Regions from separate parts of the Homo sapiens genome. Here region 2 is linked to region 1. A link is an interaction called in ENCODE POLR2A ChIA-PET data of the cell type or tissue named here. Cell type or tissue: MCF 10A. All regions are shown on one strand. Each heading gives the region's core, and the rest is flanking DNA. Links, peaks and the distances in the headings are about the cores only. Region 1 overlaps LOC102723795 (a long non-coding RNA gene). Region 2 overlaps LMBR1 (limb development membrane protein 1).

Region 1 (5,384 bases), core at 234-5,233:
TGACTTCCAGCCCATCATTCTTCCCCTTGTTCCCCATTCCCACTAGAGGAGAACTTAGTGCCTTCCCAGCTTCTGAACCCACTCCTTGCCCCGGGTCCCCTCACCATCCTGGCTTCACTCTCCACTGGAGACTCATCCACACAGGGTCACAACTGCACTTTGTTGGAAGGAAACGGGTTGAAATACAAATTCCATGTGTTACACTCCAGCCTGGTGTCATGCCAGCTTTCATTTCTCAAACATTTTTGTTTTACCACCATTTTTAAGGCCATTCTGCCTTTCAAGCTTTTATCTTTTAGTTAAAATAACAAATATTTCTGAGCACTTAGTATTTGCCAGGCACTGTTCTTTTTTTTAATTTTTAAAAAATATTTCGTGTAGAGATAGAGTTTTGCCATGTTGCCCAGGCTGGTCTTGAACTCCTGGACTCAAGCAGTCGTCTTGCCTCAGCCCCTGAAAGCGCTGGGATTACAGGCGTGAGCCACTGCACCTGGCCTGTTTTTTTTCTTTTCTTTTCTTTTTTTTTTTTTTTTTGAGACAAAGTCTTGCTCTATTGCCCAAGCTGAAGTGCACTGGTAGAGACAGGGTTTCACCATATTGGCCAGGCTGGTCTTGAACTCCTGACCTCAAGTGATCCGCCCACCTCAGCCTCCCAAAGTTCTGGGATTACAGGCATGAGCCACCGTGCCCAGCCTTAAGTTATATTTTTAAAAGGTAATAAATGCTCCGACTCCATCATGTCCTGCTTGTGTTATTATACTTTACTCTTGAGGCCGCTTTCGTCAGCTGTAAAATGGTGTGCTCCTCCACCCTCAATATCGGTACATCTGGTAGCTAGAACTGGCCACAGTGGGAGTATTTACAGCACAGAAATCAGTCAATGATAACAAATCAGGGCCCCCTTCCCCTCCTTGAAGAGCTGGTTGTTAAGTAATTACAGCACACCATGGGAGCCAGCAACCGTTTTAGAAAGAGCCTCAAATGAAGATGTTCACACTGTGGGCTAATGTTGAACAACCAGATGATAAAAGGTGGAAATTGAGGAGACTGGACAAGACTCTCACCTGGTGGTTGGTCATCCCACGTGTCTGCAGAGGCGAATCAAGGGGATTACTAAAGGGAAAACAGGAATTTTTCTCAGGAAAACAGTTCTAAATTCATGAAAATACAATTAAGTTCAGAAACATCGATTACTTTTACACCAATCAGAAGTTCTTCTAGTCATACACATGTTTGTCGGTTTCTGAAAGGGGTGTGATACGGTTTGGCTGTGTCCCCACCCTAATCTCATCTTGAATTATAGCTCCCGTTATTCTCATGTGTTGTGGGAGGGACTCAGTGGGGGATAATTGAATCATGAGGGGGGTCCCCCATACAGTTCTCGTGGTAGTGAATAAGTCTCACAAGATCGGATGGTTTTATAAGGGGTTTCCACCACTGCATTCCAGCCTGGGTGACAAAGCGAGAATGTCTCAATAAATAAATAAATAAATGACAGAACCTACAAAGTGCAATGACACTGTAAAAGTTGGCTGTTAGTAATAGTATCAACGTCATCATCACCATTATTGTTATCATCTAAAAACCAAGATCTAAGCATGGATTATGCTAATATTTACAAATTGGGTTATATATGTATGCGATACTTAAACATTTTTTTTTTTTGAGATGGAGTCTCGCTCTGTTGCCAGGCTGGAGTGCAGTGGCACGATCTCGGCTCACTGCAACCTCCGCCTCCTAGGTTCAAGTGATTCTCCTGTCTCAGCCTCCTGAGTAGCTTGGACTAGAGGCACCTGCCAGCATGCCCAGCTAATTTTTTTTTTTTTTGTATTTTTAGTAGAGACGGGGTTTCACCATGTTGGCCAGGATGGTCTTGATCTCTTGACCTCATGATCTGCTGGCCTCGGCCTCCCAAAGTGCTGGGATAACAGGTGTGAGCCACCGTGCCCGGCCCAACATTTCTAAGGAATTCATGACAAACTTGTAACTTTTACACAGGGGATGAAAGACTAAAAGGATACTTAAAATGGAAGACAGGACCTTTACTTTGCAAAGAAATTCTGTGGCTGTCCTATCCATGAATCAAGATTTACAAGAACTAATCAGAGGAAATTGGTAGACACAAAACTGGAATTAGCTTGAGGAGAATTACAGGGTATCATGTGGAATTTAAGTCCACACATAAAAATAATATCACCCTCCTGAATCTTTCAGCCTTTTTCAATCTATCACCACTTCAACCTTCCGTGTCAGTCTCTGATTATTTTTTTTTTTTTTTGAGACGGAGTCTCGCTCTGTCGCTAGGCTGGAGTGCAGTGGCGTGATCTCAGCTCACGGCAACCTCCACCTCCGGGTTCACGCCATTCTCCTGCCTCAGCCTCCTGCGTAGCTGGGACTACAGGTGCCTGCCACCATGCCAGGCTAATTTTTTGTATTTTTAGTAGAGACGGAGTTTCACCATGTTAGCCAGGATGGTCTCGATCTCTTGACCTCGTGATCCGCCCGCCCCGGCCTCCCAAAGTGCTGGGATTACAGGCATGAGCCACCGCGCCCAGCCCAGTCTCTGATTTTAACAAGATTTCATCTTGGGACTAATGGTACAAATTTCACCCATCCCTAACTAACTCTCATTGAAATGTAGAGAAACAGATGATCAAGACTCTGCTAGCAGGAGAAAAAGAGAGAAAAGAGAGATGAAAAAGTCTTGTGTGACCAGAAGCTTATCAACCTTGTGTGCTGTTGGCTTACTTTAACATTTACAGCAGATGATAGAATTGTGTTCAGATGACACAATAAGGTATCAAATGACTTCACGAAAGCAAGACGGCACTGAACCCCAAGGTAAGAGATTGTACGGACATCATTTAAAGGTTTGTGTCCCCCCTTAAAGGTTTGTGTCCCCCTTTGGTAGTCCAGACATGAAAACGTCTAATCTGGGTGTGGCTCAGATACCACTCTGGAGTAGGCTAACTTTGTAACTCGAGCGCACAGAATGGCAGGAAGCAAAGCAACAGTCGGAGGAACAACCTGGGCCAACATGGCACGAGATCAAAGAGGAGAACAAGACGTGCTGAGCCCAGAGGGGGTGAGTCAGAGAGAGAAGAGGATGTTTTCTTTTGGTCACTGCAGACATAGGTTTTGTTGTGAGCACTACATTGTCTGAAAAGCCCCCATCCTAATTCTAGGTCTGCAAGCCAAGAAGATGGAGCAGGTTCTCGTGGGGCTCTGTCTCCAGAGACCTTGTGTGAGCTTGGTAATGAGAGGCCCAAAGCCAACATTTAGATAGTGCTGCTCCAGGAAAGGGAATTAAGGGCTTTAAAAATGGATGCTGAATTGCTTGAACCCGGGAGGCAGAGTTTGCAGTGAGCTGAGGTCACACCATTGCGCTCTGGCCTGGGCAACAAGAGCAAAATTCCGTCTGAAAAAAAAAAAGCGGATGCTGAGGCCAGGCTCACTGCAACCTCTGCCACCCGGGTTCAAATGATTCTCCTGCCTCAGCCTCCCAAGTAGCTGGGATTACAGACACCTGCCCCTACGTCTGACTAATTTTCTTGTAGTTTTAGTAGAGACAGGGTTTCACCATGTTGGTCAGGCTGGTCTTGAACTCCTGACCTCAGGTGATCCACCCACGTCAGCCTCCCAAAGTGCTGAGATTACAGGTATGAGCCACCACACCCAGCCTTAGGCATAGTGGCTCATGGTAGCTCATGCCTGTAATCCCAGCACTTTGGAAGGCCAAGGCAGGAGGATCGCTTGAGGCTAGGAGTTCCAGGCCAGCCTGGGCAACATAATGAGACCCCATCTCTACAACATAAAAATTAAAAAAAAAAAATAGCTGGATGTGGTGGCACATGCCTGTAGTCCCAGCCATTCAGGAAACTGAGGCTGGAGGTTGACTTGAGCCCAGCAGTTCAATACCACAGTGAGCTGTGATTGTGTCACTGCACTCCAGCCTAGGCGACAGAGCCAAACCCTATCTCTAAAAAAACAGAGAATGGATGCTGAACTTACACTTTTTTACACTAGCTCTTATTTTTATTTTTATTTATTTAGCTTTTTATTTTTATTTTTTTATTTTATTTATTTATTTTTTTGAGATGGAGTTTCACTCTTGTTGCCCAGGCTGGAGTGCAATGGCGGGATCTCAGCTCACTGCAACATCCGCCTCCCAGGTTCAAGCGATTCTCCTGCCTCAGCCTCTTGAGTAGCTGGGATAACAGGCACCTGCCACCACGCCCAGCTGATTTTTTGTATTTTTAGTAGAGATGGGGTTTTACCATGTTGGCCAGGCTGGTCTGGAACGCCTGACCTCAGGTGATCTGCCCGCCTCGGCCTCCCAAAGTGCTGGGATTACAGGCGTGAGCCACCACGCCCCACCTATTACTTTTTTCTTTTTTCTTTTTCTTTTTTTTTTTTTTTTTTTTGAGACAGGGTCTCACTCTGTCACTCAGGCTAGAAGGTAGTGGTACAATCTCGGGTGCCTGCAACCTCTGCCTCCAGGTTCAAGTGATTCTCCCACCTGAGCTTCCCAAATAGCTGGGATTATGGGCATGCGCCACCACACCCAGCTAATTTTTTGTATTTTTACTATAGATGGGGTTTCACCATGTTGGCCAAGCTGGTCTCGAATTCCTGACCTCAAGTAATCTGCCTGCCTCAGCCTCCCAAAGTGCTGGGATTGCAGGCGTGAGACACCGCGCCTGGCCACTACACCAGCTTTTAAATATACTTTCTAGAGGGGAAATGATGGAAACAATGAGGAAGGCACACTTAAGAAGTTAGTCTTTCTCCCTTCAGTCTCAGTTCTATTCTCTAGATGCAACCAGGACTAAGGGTTTCTAGCCATTCTTCCAGAATTTTCTACACATATATAAGCATTTTTAAAAGTACACAGTTGAGATCTGTTTTGCCACTTACATTTTTACTTAATAATATATCTTGGCTGTCTGACCATATCATTACGTACAGGTCCATTCCATTCCTTTGCTTCTTGCTTAGTAGTCCCCTGACTAGTATGTGCTGCATTTACTGAACCAATCTTCTGTGAGCGGGCGTTCAGGTTATTTACAGCTTTGTTCTGCTTTGCAGCTCTCTTCTAACAATGCCGTCACATATATCCTTGCACGTATTTCCTTGCATACTTGTACAGTTTTAGGGGTTGGGGGCAGGCCCCTGGTATGAGGTGGAAGCAGCTAGATCTTTTGGATAAGGCTCCACTGTGCCCAGGCCATGGCATGGCAGCAGCCCAGGGTTATCAGAGGATTCCAAGAGCTACCTGCTAGGGACAGAGTCAGAGCTGGTGGTGAAAGGAGTGGGTGGTATTTTCTGTCTCATGTGACACTGGGCCAGGTGGGGACAGGCAGTGTTTGTAAAGACCTCAGGAA
Region 2 (5,384 bases), core at 142-5,141, 74 kb before region 1:
TTTAATGGGTAAAGATTAAATAAATTATAGTAATAAAAAACAGAAAACTATTAAACAGTATTGTACTATTAATATTTAAAACACTACTTTGTCATAAAAAAGATAGCTTTAATAGGTACTAATATGGAAGAATATCTAAAATAAGTCAACAAAATAATGAAGAAAAGCATGGACAATAAATGTAAAACATGTTCTCCCCCCACCAAATGCATATTTATACAGAGGTACAAAAAAATCCAGCATAACATGTAACAATCCCATAGGAAAGAGGGATTATAAGGTGCTTTCACCTTCTCAGTTACACATTTCTGAAACATTTTTATTTTCTACAAGAAACACCTAACTTTTTAAAAGATTTTAAAAGGATAAATTGGCAAAGGAAAAAAGAACTTCACTAATATTAGAGATAGAATGGATATTAAAGTTCTATTAAAGTTAATATTGGAAGAAAGTAAAAATAAATATAAGAAAATATTTTTTAAAAGCAGGAAAAAAAAATACTAAATACCCAAAAACACATCTAACAGAGAAACTTTGAGGCCAATGCCATCTTGTGGCAACCAACAGAAGTGTATTCCTACTTCAAAAGCCAAAAATAACCAGGAAACCTCCTTGGTTTAGTAAATCAATTATAAATTTTAAAATACAGACCATATGATACTTAAGAAAAATACAACTGATATCAGATACAGAATTTCTGTGAATTCATTTTGCTCAATAGACACCGCATTTCCTGGGAAAAGCCCTCAGACAAGTGCTGTCTCAGGTCCGCAGCCAGCTCTGGCAGCGACCAGCCAGCAAGCGGTCTCCAGCAAGCTTCTCCAGTCATGGGAGGAAGCTATCCTGATTGCTATCATTCCTTCCTATGCTAAAATTGAGATCAAATCCAAAATCTCACCATTCCAGGTCCCACACGGCTATCCCAAGATAATTTTCCAGGCTCTTCTCTCACTATGACCCATTTCGACATACACTTAGACTTACCTAACCCCCTCATAGCCCAAACATGAAATGGATTTTCAGGGTTCCTTCTTGCCCCTCTGCACAGTCTACTCACTCCCTAGAATACCCTCTAAGTTGCATGGCAAACTCATACATGAATTTCAAGACAGACCCTAAACATCATTTGCCCTGTGAAGCATTCCTCAACTTCACCTTCTGAAATGGAGCATTATTTTTAAAAATTACATCTTCAGAGTAATGCATCTTTTCTAATTGTGGTAGTAAGACAAGTGTTTCCCCAAATATCTGACATTTGTGACTAGGTCCTCAATCCAACCAGGAAGACAGAACCTTTGTCTAAATAAAATAAGGTGATGAGGGCATACACTCAGATGCTGAATATAACTAGTCACTGAATATAACTAGTGTAAAAAAAAGCCATATCTACAGATCATATTGTAAAGTGTCTTTGCAAGGTGATGATAATTAAAACAATAAAACCACCTTAAATCACTTTAACACTCCACAAAGCTTTCACATACTTTCAGTTAGCAAACAAGGACCAGGATCCTTGATTTATGAGTCTCTCATCTCCTGTTCTTAACCCCCATCATCAGTGATGTGGGATATGATGAGGTTTCTCTTCGAATAATCTGATCAATCTTTTACTCTTTAATTCATGGTGCCCCACCCAAATTTTCCCTTTTCCTCCTTTTTCCTTTTTGCCTTTGTTAGATGCCCAGGCACACCACAGTACCAGGCGTTATCAGTACCAGCTCACATTCCTTATTTGGAAAGAGAACTTTCTAGCTCATTAGACGCCCCTTTCCCTTTCCTCTCCGCTTTTACGTGCCTACCTTATCTAAAAAAAATCAAACGTTTAGCCAACTGGGATTAGATTGTACAATCCGACCCCAGCCAACGGGGAAAGCATACAGGGGCAGGACTTGCGTCAGGAATAAAGGCTCTCGTGCCCCTTTATTCAGGTGTGCTCTCATGGCGACTGGCCAAGGAGACACCCCTCTGCGCAGAAGTAAAATTGCTTTACTAAGAATTCTTTGTTTGAGCGTTCAATTTCCTTAGGATTTTCAGTGTTATTCCTAACAGTGATATGGTTTGGATATCTGTCCCCTCCAAATATCATGCTGAAATGTGATCCCCCAGTGTTGGAGGTGGGGCCTCATGGGAGGTACTGGATCGTAGGAGCAGACAGACCCTACAGTAATGAGTGAGTTCTCATTCTGTTAGTTCACAAGAGAGCTGGTTGTTTAAAGGAACCTGGCACCTTCTCTTCAATCCTGATCTCCCTTCACCTTGCACCATGAGTAAACGCTTCCTGCGGCCTCACCAGAAGCCAAGCAGATGGCAGTGTCATGCTTGTACATCTGCAGAACTGCGAGCCAAATAAATCTTTCTTTATCAACTACCCAGTTTCAAGTGCTCCTTTATAGCAACACATAACAGACTAACACTATCAGGCTCTTCCTAAGCTTTCTACCATGGCCCTGCTGCTCCTCATTCCCAGCAAATGACTGACTCTCCCGTTTCAGAATGAAAAAAGGGGTATGATCCCTCCATACTTACCACCTGATAAAGCTATCAACAGACACAATTATTCTCCTATCTGTCAACCTCCTGCTCATCTGTGCCGATCTCTACCTCTGCCGTCTCCAGGGGCCTTGCTTCACCGGTTAGTCATCCTCCCTCTAGCTGCTGACCGGCCAAAAATAAATATCCTCAGGTGCTTCTGCTCTTTCAAAATGCTTCTGAAGCAGAACTCACATATCACACCTTTACTTCTTTATCCTCAACTTCTTTATTAACCCACTACAGTAGGACTTCTGCTCCTCACCTAGAGTGAAACAGGTGCTCCTTACGGTCAAATCCATCAGATCCTTTTTAATTGCAATCTGAATGTGACCTTCTATGACATTTCAAATTGATAAGCACTACTTCCTTCTTGAAACTCTTTCCCCAACTTCTACAATACTCCCTCTTCCTCATTTTTCAATCTCAGACTCAATGTGACACTCAATTTTTTTAAACAAAAAATAAATGCTTTTTATTTATTTGTAGTTATCAATAAAATGAAAGACCTCACCTTTTTAAAACTCCACTGCAAAATACAGATTACTATAAAAATATATTTCATGGGTTAGTATTTCAATTTTTTTAAATTAAAAAAACTAATCATAAGCAAAACCTGCCACTTTACATCTTAAAGTTTAACAGGTTGATAATATCTAATCAAGAAGTACATATGGAAACAAGACTTTATCATAGTTGAATTTAAATCATTCAAAATTATTCAGTAAGATGTATATAGTGTTGATGACAAAGAAAGTTTCATATTTAGCATTTTGCTCACACCCTCCCAAATATCATCAAAAGGTCTGATTCTCTGTGCAACAGAAAAGTAACAAATTGAGTGACATTTTACATTCATCTGTGAAATGTTGGCATACCAGCATTCCATCTTAAGTCTTCATCTCAGCTAATCAATAAACATTTGCTGCATGAATTAGGCTTCCTAATACGTCACTCTAAACTAGTGATTCTTAAGCGGTAACACTGTCAGGATCACCTATGGAGCTTTTGTTAAAGCCCATCTCGGAGATTCTACCTCAGTGGGTCTTTCAGGTGGGGCTCCCTCACTATACAGGTATTTGCAGAGTGCCTGCTCCCGTGCCAGGACTGTGCTAGGCACTTGAGAACAGTGAACGAACACAAGCGAACATTCTTGCCCAAGGAGGGCTTATCCTGGACTGCAGAGAGTCAGGCAATAAACAATAAAACATTAAATATGTAAATGTATAATAAACTAAAGATGATAAGTGTTACAGGAAAACACGGTAAGGAAGACTGGAAATGGGGAGGAGGACACACAGGTTTCAATATTAAGTGTGGCACTTAGGGAAGGCCTCACTGAAAAGTTGAGACTTAGGGAAAAACACAAAGCAAAACAAAACTAAATAAGGTGAGAGTTAATTCAGTGGGATATCTGACAGAAAAGAATTCTAAGCAGACAAAACAGGTCAAAAGCGCTACGGTGGAGGAAACATTAATTTCACCCCTAATTGTATCAAGCACCCTACCCTAGATTTTTTTTTTTTTTTTTTGGCAAATGCTATTTAATCCACACAACAGTACTGCAAAGTAGGTGAGAACTCTGTTTTACATACACAGAAAGTGAATATTTGTTTCTCCATCTCTTCTGGACTCAAGTTAATCATGGGTCCAGAATTTGAACCCAGATCACCCTAACTCATCAGTTCTCACTCATTCTACCACAGCAAAAGACAAAGAGATCAATAAGGGCAGGGAAGAAAGATGAGGGAGACTAGTCAGACTCCTCCTCAGGTGACCCTCTTCCCCATGCCCCTCCCTTAACTGTATCACCACTTTATACGAACCCACTGACCTTCAGGAAGAGGATTTCTGTATGCATCCCCAGGATACAGAAACCACCCGTGACTCGGAAAACCCAAACCCCTCGCACGTGCTGTGCCAGCTGCCCCAAAAGCAGGTAAGATGCTCCTGGGCATCTACCATAAGGAAACAGCACATCACCCTATTGTCATTCAATGTACTTTTAGGGGTAAAAGACAAAGTGATGTGTTCTTTTCTGTTTATAAATTACGGATCTACGAGTACACTGAAGTCGATTTACCACCACAGGTGGCACACAGACTGAATGGAGAGGAGAAAGGTATGTATCTCACTTGCCCTTCACACCTAGAGGGTTTCACATGGAGAGAATATCTACCTTTTATTCAGTCTCTTATTCGTTGTAGCTTTTGTGAGGTGAGTGAAGTGAATTTTTAAAGGAGCTCTAATTTATACAGAGGAAAAAAATGATTCACTTAATTTTCACAAATGTCACAGGGCTAAGAATAAAACTAAAACCCGTAATTCTGTAAATTTAAAACATCAAGTTTTGGGCCTAGGTTTTAAAGTGAGAGTAAGAATTTCCAGCATAAAGTTACAGCTATTTTTGTTTCTTATCTAGCTTCCCTATGTCATTTAAAATAAATTACCAAATCTAGTAAATCACAATCCATTTATATTCATTTTTCAGTTATGAATCAAATCAGGCAGAGTCAAGTCATTTATTAGCTGGGAGTTATTAATTTCTTTATTGAGGTGAAATTCACATTACATAAAATTTACCATTTTAAGGTGAACAATTCAGGGGTGTGTAGTTCATTCACAATGTTGCACAATCACCTCTTTCTTTCATGTTCATTGCCCCAAAATAAAATGCCAAACCCATGAAGCAGCTGCTCCCCATTCTCCTCTCCCTCAGCTCCTTGCAATCATCAATCTGCTTTTATCTATTCTGGACATTTCTTATAGATGGAATTGCACACTATGTGGCCTTTTGTGTCTGGCTTCGCTCACTTACTATGGTCCATCCACAATGCAGCATGTATCAGTACTTC

The links. ChIA-PET counts read pairs that join two places held together with the same protein. Peaks named below come from ENCODE experiments on the same cell type or tissue, not always from the same donor. Only the 100,000 strongest peaks of a DNase experiment are listed, where the experiment ranks them.
Region 2: POLR2A ChIA-PET joins it to region 1 with 5 read pairs; 1 of 35 experiments calls an interaction of 5 or more read pairs at or near these places.

What each region holds. Positions count from the first base shown.
Region 1 is chr7:156,900,664-156,906,047 of GRCh38, forward strand. It overlaps LOC102723795 (a long non-coding RNA gene), which reads left to right. Exons shown (of 4, transcript XR_928253.3): 3 at 2,642-2,841. Among named protein-coding and RNA genes, the nearest start is that of LMBR1, 10 kb to the left of the region's middle. In MCF 10A, for the core only: no CTCF peak of the experiment used is centred there; a DNase peak (open chromatin) is centred at 3,048.
Region 2 is chr7:156,827,233-156,832,616 of GRCh38, forward strand. All of the region lies in intron 3 of LMBR1 (limb development membrane protein 1), which reads right to left. Among named protein-coding and RNA genes, the nearest start is that of LMBR1, 63 kb to the right of the region's middle. In MCF 10A, for the core only: a CTCF peak has its summit at 555 (motif pointing left); a DNase peak (open chromatin) is centred at 2,639.